Regions from separate parts of the Homo sapiens genome. Here region 1 is linked to region 2. Evidence: chromatin loops called from intact Hi-C (ENCODE). Cell type or tissue: endothelial cell of umbilical vein. All regions are shown on one strand. Links, peaks and the distances in the headings refer to the core of each region. The heading gives the core; the rest is flanking DNA. Region 1 overlaps RBMS3 (RNA binding motif single stranded interacting protein 3). Region 2 has its middle 270 kb from the start of RBMS3-AS1.

Region 1 (5,388 bases), core at 334-5,333, 190 kb before region 2:
CCCCATCCCTTGGGCTTTCTGTAGATCAGTGGATGTTAGGTTTAAACTTCTGTTTTCTTTGATGAAGCTTTCAATAAAAAATGAAAATAAAATCAATTGAATAGGGCTGTTGTGTTTTTCTGCACTCATCCAGAGACTGGTTGTGGGAGGAGGGCTGATAGGAAGGAGTGGTGCCCACCTTTAATCTGGAACAGTGCTGGAATTTTTTAAATAATCATCTCAGCTAACAAAAAATGACAGAGGAGAGAATATTCAATACATGCCAAGGGGACCTGAGAAAGCCACTGTTTGTGGGAATTTAGAAAGAGAGGACCATTTAGGTCTTCCCAGGGACTCCCACAATCTTCCTCATTCTCAAGTTTAGGGATTTAGAGACCACAGAACTCCTGTCTCCAAACATGCCTAACAGCTACCAACTACTTGATGAATCTTGGATGAAGGCCAGTTATATTTGACACCTATGGTTTGTATCCCTGCAAGGATTAAATCCAGGTCAACCAAAATCAGAAGTGTCCATTCCTCAAGTTACAGAAGACTGTGCTAAGCAAATAAAAAGAAAACCTATTTTTCCAGACCAGAGTAATCCAAGCTAGCTTGGAGCTCATATTTAAGAGCCAGTAATATCCTGTTCTGTAATAGTCATTTGCTGTGTTGTTCAAAAATATTCCATTCTACTGTAGAAGACAGGAAAACAAAGGGATACATGAAATTCCTATGATGTGTTAAACAACAAAGCGACCCTTAAGACAGAAAAGCTAAGTACAGCATGTGAGTGTGAACAAAAATAGAAAGGGAAAGAAAGACCAAGAAAACACTATATGTGATACACTAGATATATATATATATATGAGAAAATTAAGCATTCACTATTCATTAGGTCTTAATTTGCTCACTCTTTGTTGCCTTCCATTCTGGTACCCACAGCAGCTCATCAACCTAATTGGTGAATTTCAGTGGTTTGCCCCTGATTGTCTTGGAGGGAGTAAGAATGCTCCACTGGCTCCCTCTTTCATTGCTCAAAACCCAACTCTGGTATAACACACCATCACTGGAGAAGGATGATGTGGCAGAGGGAAAAGGAGTATATATACCAACATTGCAGAACATTCAGCTAGTGTGCTTCCACCCCTCTCGCACTTTAACCTCAATGAGTCAACCTACCCCATGACTTTCACCTTGTTTCTTTTCTGTGTATTTAAAATTGATTTAATAAGCCCCGTGCTTCTAGCATCTTTATTGGTCTGTGAGTCTTTCTGTTCTATGACTTCTAGTATAATCTGCATAACAGTGTAGTTGGAAGCTACCACTACATCAAGGTGATTTCCCACATGGCATCTTCTTGCTTTAGAATACATGCACCCAGGGGAGGCTGTGGAGAAAGCTCTCCAACCGGTGCCCAGGCTCTAAGAATATGTTGTGTATATACCATTTCCCTTTCTGAACATCAGTTCACATTGTACTGGCAGAAGAGAAAACTAGACGAGAAAACTGGAAGAATGGATTTATTGGATAGTTTAAGAAAGTAAGTGTGGAACAAAGATTTTTTTTTTTGAGACGGAGTCTCGCTCTGTCGCCCAGGCTGGAGTGCAGTGGCGCGATCTTGGCTCACTGCGAGCTCCGCCTCCCGGGATCACGCCATTCTCCTACAGGCGCCTGCCACCACGCCCGGCTAATTTTTTGTATTTTTTAGTAAAGACGGGGTTTCACCGTGTTAGGATGGTCTCGATCTCCTGACCTTGTGATTCACCCGCCTCGGCCTCCCAAAGTGCTGGGATTACAGGCGTGAGCCACTGTGTCCGGCCTGGAACAAAGATCTTGAACTTAGTTTTACCCACTGCCTTTGTTCTGTTTGGGCTGTTGTAACAAAATGTCTTGGATTGGGTAATTTATAAACAACGGAAATTCATTGCTCACAGTTTTGGAAGCTGGAAAGTCCAAGATCAAGGCACCAGTTTTGGGGTCTGGTGAGGGCCTGTTCCTCATAGATTGTGCTTTCTATGTGTCTTTACAAGGCTGAAGGGGCAAACAAGTTCTCACAGGCCTTTTCCATAAGGGCACTAATTCCTTTTATGAGGGCAGAGTCCTCATGAGCTAATCATGTCAAAAAGCCCCCACTTTTTAATACCATCACCTTAGGGGTATTTCAACATATGAATTTTTGGGAGACATAAACATTCAGAACACCACACCCATGTTCTATCAAAGCTTTCTTTTGATAGAAATTCTTTTTTGTTTATTTGTTTAGGATTAAAAAATAATAGTACTGCACCACCACCCAATATGCACAAAAATTTTGCTTCAAATTGCAAGACATTTTGGCATTTCCTAAAATGTACCTAGAGGTTTCTGGTGAAGAACCCTAGGTTACAAGGTATGAACACAGCAGAATGAAGACTAGGAAATGAAGAAACAAACTACATTTATTATGTGACCCTCGTACATAAAATAATCATGATTTTCTGATCTCATATCTATGCATTTTTTTACTGTCTAATAATTTATTTTCTCCAAGAAGAACAGAGTGAATTGTCAATTCTCAATAGTTCTAACAAGGTTTATGTTCCATTATGCCTTTTTTAATTGATGCTGATGAAGATAACATTTAACTGCTGCTTTCCAAAGGCAGTACAATGAAAATATAGCTCAAACTTAATCTCTGAGAATTTGATTATTTCTGGATTTTTTTAAGGAGTGACACTTTCAATAATGATAAAAGTCTCTCTAATATATCAAGAGACTGTATTTTTATTTAAATCTTTAGAAACAAAGGGAGATAGCTTTCTCACCCATGATCTTTAGGACGTTGTTAGGTTACTATTGTGGTAAAATGGTCACCAGGTGGCGCTGCTGTATTAGTCTCTAGTGGATTCCAAACCCAAATCCCAGGTTCTCTATTCCTACACAAAACCAGTAATGTGAGATAAGGCTGTTAAGAGAAAGAATCACTATTAACTGGGCACTCACTCTGTGCCAAGAGCTGCACCAAGTGCCCTCACATACTTGAGTTCATACAACTTTCACAAGAGTGCTCTGAGACAGGGATTGGAAAATTGTCCCCATTTCCCAGATGGGGCTTGGAGAGTTGGGCAACCTACCCATGGACCTATACTTAGGAAGGGCTAGAGAGTGCTTTAAAAATACATTCAAATTCTCAACCCCTGGCTTCAAAAATTTCTTCTGAAATGACTTTGGGAAATGCCAATGGGGAAGGCAGTTGTTTGTGTGTGTGTGTTCTTACTTGTTTGTTTTTAATCAGCATTTTTTTTTAATAGATTGCCTCACTTGGCCTGGGATTTGTGATTTCTGTAGAAGAAGGGCATTGGACACTTATTCTAATCACCTTAGTGACAAAACTCAACACAATTCACATTTTCTGTTCCAGAAATAACTTGCTGTTTCAATCTTTTCTGTATTTGAGTCTGTCTGATTTACTCTAGAAGGAAAGTACTTGTCTACCAAATAGATAGGTTTAACTTTTCATTGACTCATTCATTGAACAGTTTCTAGCAAATGGACCCTCCATAAATAATTTAATGATGCCAAAAGAGAGTAGGCATTCTTGTTTGTAAGGTATTGTATTCTAGTAAGTACCAGTTTGTGACATTTTGGTGTGAAATAAGATCAGAGAGTTTTGTGGGCAATATGTTTAACCCTTGCTGCTGCTTACTCCCTAGTTCAGCCCCTTAACAGAGTGTCTGTTATCTTTTTCCCAAGTGATCTGGGACATTTAATTCTTTTGACAGCAAGGAGAGTGGAATATGCCATTCTAAGTTGGACATAACTTTTCAAAGTTATAGGACTTGGCCATGTTTTCATGGTACAGGCAAAATCCACACACAGGATCAGCTAAGTACAAAAGCCAATGATTTTCCTCCTAATAATGCTGAATCTATTCATATGGCTTGAAGGAATGAATTGTTTGCCCAAAATAACTTTTCTATTACCTGGCATTTCACCATTATAACTTTATTCTTAGAGATAGATAACAAAATATTAGAAAAAATACCAGGCAAGCAGTGAAAAGAGCTTGGATTTTGACTTTAGGTATACCATCTGCAAAATATTTTTTCTTCCTTTCTGAATGTCAGGTTTTTTATGTCTCAAAATACATATCTTTTATTTCTCAGAATGATTATGATAAAACAGGCAATATATATATCATGTGTAAATGCTCTAAAAATTATCATCAATCAAGTGTTATGCATAATTTTAACTGTTTAGTTCTGATGTTTCTCTTTAAAGATGTTTTTATGAGGGTAACTCCTGAGAGTTAAAGACAAGATTAATATCTAAGAAGATGAAAGGAGGCAATGGTAGAACCAAGGTGACACTTAGCTACTTTGCAATGCTGCTCAGATTCTGGAGGACACAAATGCCAGGCTTGAAGCCACCAGCTTCCAGGCCACAAGAACAAGAGAACACAGAAACATAGCTGCTGGTTGAGCTAAATTCACCCACGATTTTGAATGATAATCCTATTTTATCATCCAATCACCAGACACGCTCTACCTTCTTAGGACTTCCTACATATCAGCATATAATCTAAAGGCAGCTACTGATGGAAGGGGGCAAGTGTTAACAATTTGAGAAGACTACTATACATTGTGAACTGAAAACCAGATTGAAGAACTAGGGGCAGAATCTTCTTTAGACCTCGAGTTGATAAAGCATGTTTATCCCAACAAGTAGACGGTATCAAAATAGTCACACCAATAGGTAGGTTGCATCAAACAAATATTTCTAAGACAAACTATTGCTACTAGAAAATGTAACAAGGTCTGGCCTCTAAAACACCTGAAACAAGTCTAATGAGCATAAGACAGTGGCTGTGAGATATATGCATAGCTCTGCCTCTTTGCCTGCTGCCATGATCTCCCGCCCCTCTTGTCTTATGGTTGATTTGTTTCCTGTTTGTTTTGGGTTTTGATTTTTACTTTTTACTAAAATGCAGTAAGATAATAAACAAACAACAATATACCATGAATGATCAACACAACGATGTCCACAAGCTGAATACACAAGAATAACCAAGAAACAGAATATTATTAGCAACCAAAAAGATATCACTTTCCCATGCTCTGTTTCAGTCATTATGCAAACCCTTCTTCCAAAGGTAACTCTATCTTGAACTCTAAAACCCTAGAATGATTTTTGTTGGAATTTTACTGTACATAAATGCAAGCTGGCATGTTTTTATGAGAATATAGGTGTTATACATGAAGAGAAAACTAACATTTTTGCTTGTGTTTGAAACCGCAAGATATCTATTATTCCTCTGAAAACTATACACATGGCTATATTACCCAAATTTTAAAGACCTTCAGTTTCAGAGATCAGACAAATTATTTCTACCATCTCTTCAATGTTTAACATCCCTTATAGCTTAGC
Region 2 (5,388 bases), core at 106-5,105:
ATTTATTTTTTCATTAAGAACATTATGTATTTCTTCATTAAGAACACAACAGATATACCAAAAAAGAAATACGTTGGCTGGGCGTGGTGGCTCACGCCTGTAATCCCAGCACTTTGGGAGGCCAAGGTGGGTGGATCACGAGGTCAGGAGATCGAGACCAGCTTGGCCAACATGGTAAAACCCCGTGTCTACTAAAAATACAAAAATTAGCCAAGCATGGTGGCACATGTCTGTAGTCCCAGCTACTCAGGAAGCTGAGGAAGGAGAATCGCTTGAACCCGGGTGGCGGAGGTTGCAGTGAGCTGAAATCACACCACTGTACTCTAGCCTGGACGACAGAGGGAGACTCTGTCTCAAAAACAAACAAACAAACCAAAAAAGAAAAAAAAAATAAATAAGTTAATGAAATAATACATCTTAAGGAGCTATGGTTTATACTAAGACAGCTGGATTTAGCATTTTTAAAATACCATATTATTCTAGATTATTGTGCTTCCAGGCAATGGCTATACATTTCAGTCAGCTCACTAGCAAAAAACCTAGGGAGTTAGACAAATTCGAAATTGGATTCTGGTTCCACCATTTATAGTGATATGAGTCACTTGCAGCTAGTATACTGGTTAGTTCTTAAGACTGTGACTTCAGACAAATAATTAGACCTATCTTAATCTCAGTTTTCACAGCTGCAAAGGAATTACTAAAACCAGTCACTAAAGTTGTGGTAAAAAGTAAAGAAATATACTTGATATATACTATTAGCTATCATTATTATTAATTAGAACTTGACAGACAAATATCCACTCTTTCTGCATTATGGTTTGTTGGAACGTCCACAGGTTCACTCTTTCTGGGATGAGACAGGGGAAGGATAATGACAAACCAAACCAATACTCCAGATCTTCAGTCTACGCTTCTCCACATTCCCAGGCAGCTGCTTAAACCATTTCAAACAACAGCAATTTAGAAAACAGGTTAATCTGAGTGATGATGACCTTTATTAAGCTATCTCCAGGATCCCAGAGGTTGGCAAGGCTGAAAGTCAGAGGTGAGAGGGAGGTCAGAATCAGTCCCTTTTGGAAGTCAAAGCTGCAGATCAGTTGGAGCAAGTGGGAGTTTCCCTGAAGAGGCCCTATACTTGATGACAGAAAGAGGAAAAGCAGATGTTTCCTCACCATCCACCTTCACTGCTAGCTTCTCTGCTCCTCTGTAGATTAAAGGCTTAAACAGCTGCACTCTTTGTCAGTTTATTGATCTTGAATGAAGGAATTCTAGGCAAGTTCTTTATTTGGTACAACTTGTCCAGGAGGTATAGATTGTGTCATAAAAGTGTGCCTGCAGATTGTTTTGCTGAATCATAAGCCAAGCTGATTTTCTGGAACTGACAATCATAGAGTAACAGTTTCCAACGTTTGTAACCTATCCTAGTGAATGTGAAAGGCAAATCAGGCAAATCCCAAAGATAGATTTACTTATTTATTTACAGATTGGAGAAATTGAGATGGGGATTTGCCTGAGTCCGGGAACTTACCTTCAATGAGCTCAGGTTCTCCCAAGACAAGGTGGGCTTAGAAGAGATCTCAATTATCATTTGAGATATGCTATTAAATAGCCATGGTTTCTTAGGGATCATACAACATTTGTGGATCTTCTGCTAGTCCATCTATAACACGAGCTTGTGTGTTTTCAGTTATGACCAAGGATACTACCAGATCTAATGCAACAAATCTTTGATTAAAAATGGAAGCATTGCAAATTTGGCTGATGAATGATGATATGTAAATAGATACAACACCTTTCCTTGTCTTCATCATTACAAGAATAGCATCATACTATATGTTTCTGGACTGGAATATGCCTTTTGGTGTACCTAAAATTGCCCCTTTCAAGATACACAAGCAACTATAAGTGTCAAGTTTTTCGGGTGATAAATTTCTACCACTGTCAGATTCATTTGCAAGCAGATAATAGATTATTAATCATTGGGGCTTATACTTAGTACAGGGTAGGTTATTTCACTAGACCCTGTTATTTTGGGTTGAAGAAATACAGAGATGTATGTATTCTACTACTATAAAAAAACACAGATGTCAAAGGACTGTAAACTGGCACAGGCCTGCAGCGCCACCTGTTGGCTATTGTGTTAATATAAGCTTTCAGAAAAGAAAGCTTATCTCCAAAGTTAAAAAGAGGCAGGGTATGCGCAGGCCAAGTTTGAGTTAAACTCACTTTTATTTGAAAAGAAAAAAAAAAATGCGTCCCTAGAAAATGGGTGGGGCTGCTTAATTCTGGATTCATTTATTTTTAAATGAAGCACTAGTGGAAAATGGAAAGATGGGATAATAAAATTTCAAAACTGGAGAAGTTTTTAAGTAATGATATAACCTCCTCACTGTGCAGGTGAAAAAAACAGAATGGAATGTATCCCACAACAAGACGCTGTGTATCCCAGAGCTACAGAGCTTGGTAGTGAGGCTGCCGGAATTACAAGTAACTTCAGATTTACTTCACAGTTCCGTCTGGGTAGCTTTCTTTAAAAAGGTGCATTTTAAGAGATCTTCATGTTCTTTAATTTTACCAGAATTATAATGAGTATCGGGGCAGTTCTTGCAATATCCTTATTTAAATTTACAGAATTGTGGAAGTAATAATTAGTTTTTAACCCTCCATTCTATCTGCCTGTTAAAAACTTTCAACAACTGTTAACATGCTTATGGAATCTAAACTTGCCAAAAATAATTTCTTTTTTTTTTCTCCTTCCCCATGTTTCTCTGCAATTCATTCCCTTCCTCCCACTAGGAGAGAAGGATTTTTTTTGTGGTATGCGGATGAGGGGCTGTGATTCCATTGAGACATATGTGGCTCCAGTTCCTAGGTTGTGGTTCCCTGAAAACGCAAATTGCTCACTTGAGACAACCAAGAGCCAACAACAACAACAACAACAAAACTTCCAACTTGCTCTCCTATCCTAATCACATCTCCAGGCCTATCTGAAAGGGATGGAAACTCAATTGAGAAATGGGTCATAGCACACGCAAGATCTGACACAGGGTAAAAAGTTAGCAAATGCCACCCTCAGTAAAAAAAGAAGACCAAAGGAGTCCAGTAGGGCTCAGAAGCACCATCTTGGACAGAAGTCAGAAACATCTACCAGGAACAACATTTAGAATTTGTAAGTTTTTCAAAATTAAAGACACCTTTATTTTTGTTTATTTATGTATTTATTTTAAGTTCTGGGATACAAGTGCAGAATGTACAGGTTTGTTACATAGGTATACATGTGCCATGGTGATTTGCTGCACCCATCAACCCGTCATCTAGGTTTTAAGACTGCATGCATTAGGTATTTGTCCTAATGGTCTCCCTCCCTTTGTCCCCCACCCCCCGGCAGGCCCCAGTGTGTGATGTTCCCCTCCCTGTGTCCATGTGATCTCACTGTTCAACTCCCACTTATGAGTGAGAACCTGCAGTGTTTGGTTTTCTGTTCTTGTGTTAGTTTGCTGAGGATGATGGTTTCTGGCATCATCCATGTCCCTGCAAAGGACATGAACTCATCCTTTTTTATGGCTGCATAGTATTCCATGGTGTATATATGCCACGTTTTCTTTATCCAGTCTATCACTGATGGACATTTGGGTTGGTTCCAAGTCTTTGCTATTGTAAATAGTGCTGCAATAAACATACGTGTGCATGTGTCTTTATAGTAGAATGATTTATGATACTTTGGGTACATACCCAGTAATAGGATTGCTGGGTCAAATGGTATTTCTGGTTCTGGATCCTTGAGGAATCACCACACTGTCCTCCGCAATGGTTGAACTAATTCACACTCCCACCAACAGTTTAACAGCATTCCTATTTCTCTACAGCCTCACCAGCACCTGTTGTTTCCTGACTTTTTAATCGCCATTCTAACTGGCGTGAGATGGTATCTCATTGTGGTTTTGATTTGCATTTCTCTAATGACCAGTGATGATGAGCTTTTTTTCATATGTCTGTTGGCCGCATGAATGTCTCCTTCTGAGAAGTGTCTGTTCATATCCTTTGCCCACTTTTTGATGGGGTTGTTTTTTTTTTTGTAAATATGTTTAAGTTCCTTGTAGATATAGCCAAGAAAATCCTAAGCAAAAAGAACAAAGCTGGAGGCATCACTCTACTTGACTTCAAACTATACTACAAGGCTACAGTAACCAAAACAGCATGAAACTCATACCAAAACAGATATATAGACCAATATAACAGAACAGAGACCTCAGAAATAACACCACACATCTACAACCATCTAATCTTTGAAAAATGTGACAAAAACAAGCAATGAGGAAAGGATTTTCTATTTAATAAATGGTGCCAGGAAAAATGGCTAGCCATATACAGAAAACAGAAACTGGACCCCTTCCTTACACCTTATACAAAAATTAACTCAAGATGGATTAAAGACTTAAATGTAAAACCCAAAACCATAAAAACCCTAGAAGAAAACGTAGGCAATACCATTCAGGACATAGGCATGGGCAAGGACTTCATGTCTAAAACACCAAAAGCAATGGCAACAAAAGCCACAATTGACAAATGGGATCTAATTAAACTGAAGAGCTTCTGCACAGCAAAAGATACCATCATCAGAGTGAACAGGCAACCTACAGAATGGGAGAAAATTTTAGCAATCTACCCATTTGACAAAGGTCCAAGTTTTTATATTTATTTTTTAAATGAATGACTAATAGCACATTAATTCTTAGGGAGAAATAACACTGGTACTCATGTCCTGTAAGCAGTAAGGAGAATGAAAACATTGGAGCCAGTTCTTTTTTATAGTCAGTTTTAAGGGAAGAGGGTAATGAGTATTGGAGACTTTAGAGAGGAAAGGAAAGCAGGGTGCATCAAATTGAATTAACTGAATGCTACCTTCATGCCTTCAAAGTGATCTTAGAGACTTCATATTGGAAAGGTGTATGGGCCTACAACTTAATTTTCCATTCAGTCCATTGCCCAAACTAGAAGATAAAGGATTGTCCATAGTCCTTCTCCGTTAACCCCTATCAATTGTAGCAATTCCAAAATATCTCTTAATCTAAACTTCCCTTTTCATTCTCATGATCACACTTTAACACAAGTGACCTATTACGCTGCAACCGCCTCCTAACTAACCTCTTGCCCTGGAAGTCTATTTTCTTTCCACATGGCTACCTTCATCTTTCTTAAATGCAAATTGGATCATGTTATTTCCCTGCTTAAGACCACCAAGCAGGAACAGAATCCAAGCTTCTTAGTATGATGTATAAAACTTTTCAGTGTGGCTTAAATGGGAAAGTATTTTCCTGTTCAGCCTCATTTCCTGGACCAACACTCCAGTCCCTCACAATTCAGGGTCTCTGCTCCACACTCTTCTGA

What was found. Peaks named below come from ENCODE experiments on the same cell type or tissue, not always from the same donor. Only the 100,000 strongest peaks of a DNase experiment are listed, where the experiment ranks them.
Region 1: a loop joins it to region 2, with 9 times the contacts of the local background. A loop is called at or near these places in 25 of 110 quality-filtered maps.

What each region holds. Positions count from the first base shown.
Region 1 is chr3:30,010,291-30,015,678 of GRCh38, forward strand. RBMS3 (RNA binding motif single stranded interacting protein 3) reads left to right here. Exons shown (of 15, transcript NM_001003793.3): 15 at 1-96. Among named protein-coding and RNA genes, the nearest start is that of RBMS3-AS1, 79 kb to the left of the region's middle. In endothelial cell of umbilical vein, for the core only: a CTCF peak has its summit at 2,839 (motif pointing right); a DNase peak (open chromatin) is centred at 2,851.
Region 2 is chr3:30,197,168-30,202,555 of GRCh38, forward strand. No RefSeq gene overlaps it. Among named protein-coding and RNA genes, the nearest start is that of RBMS3-AS1, 270 kb to the left of the region's middle. In endothelial cell of umbilical vein, for the core only: a CTCF peak has its summit at 2,148 (motif pointing left); DNase peaks (open chromatin) are centred at 1,224 and 2,114.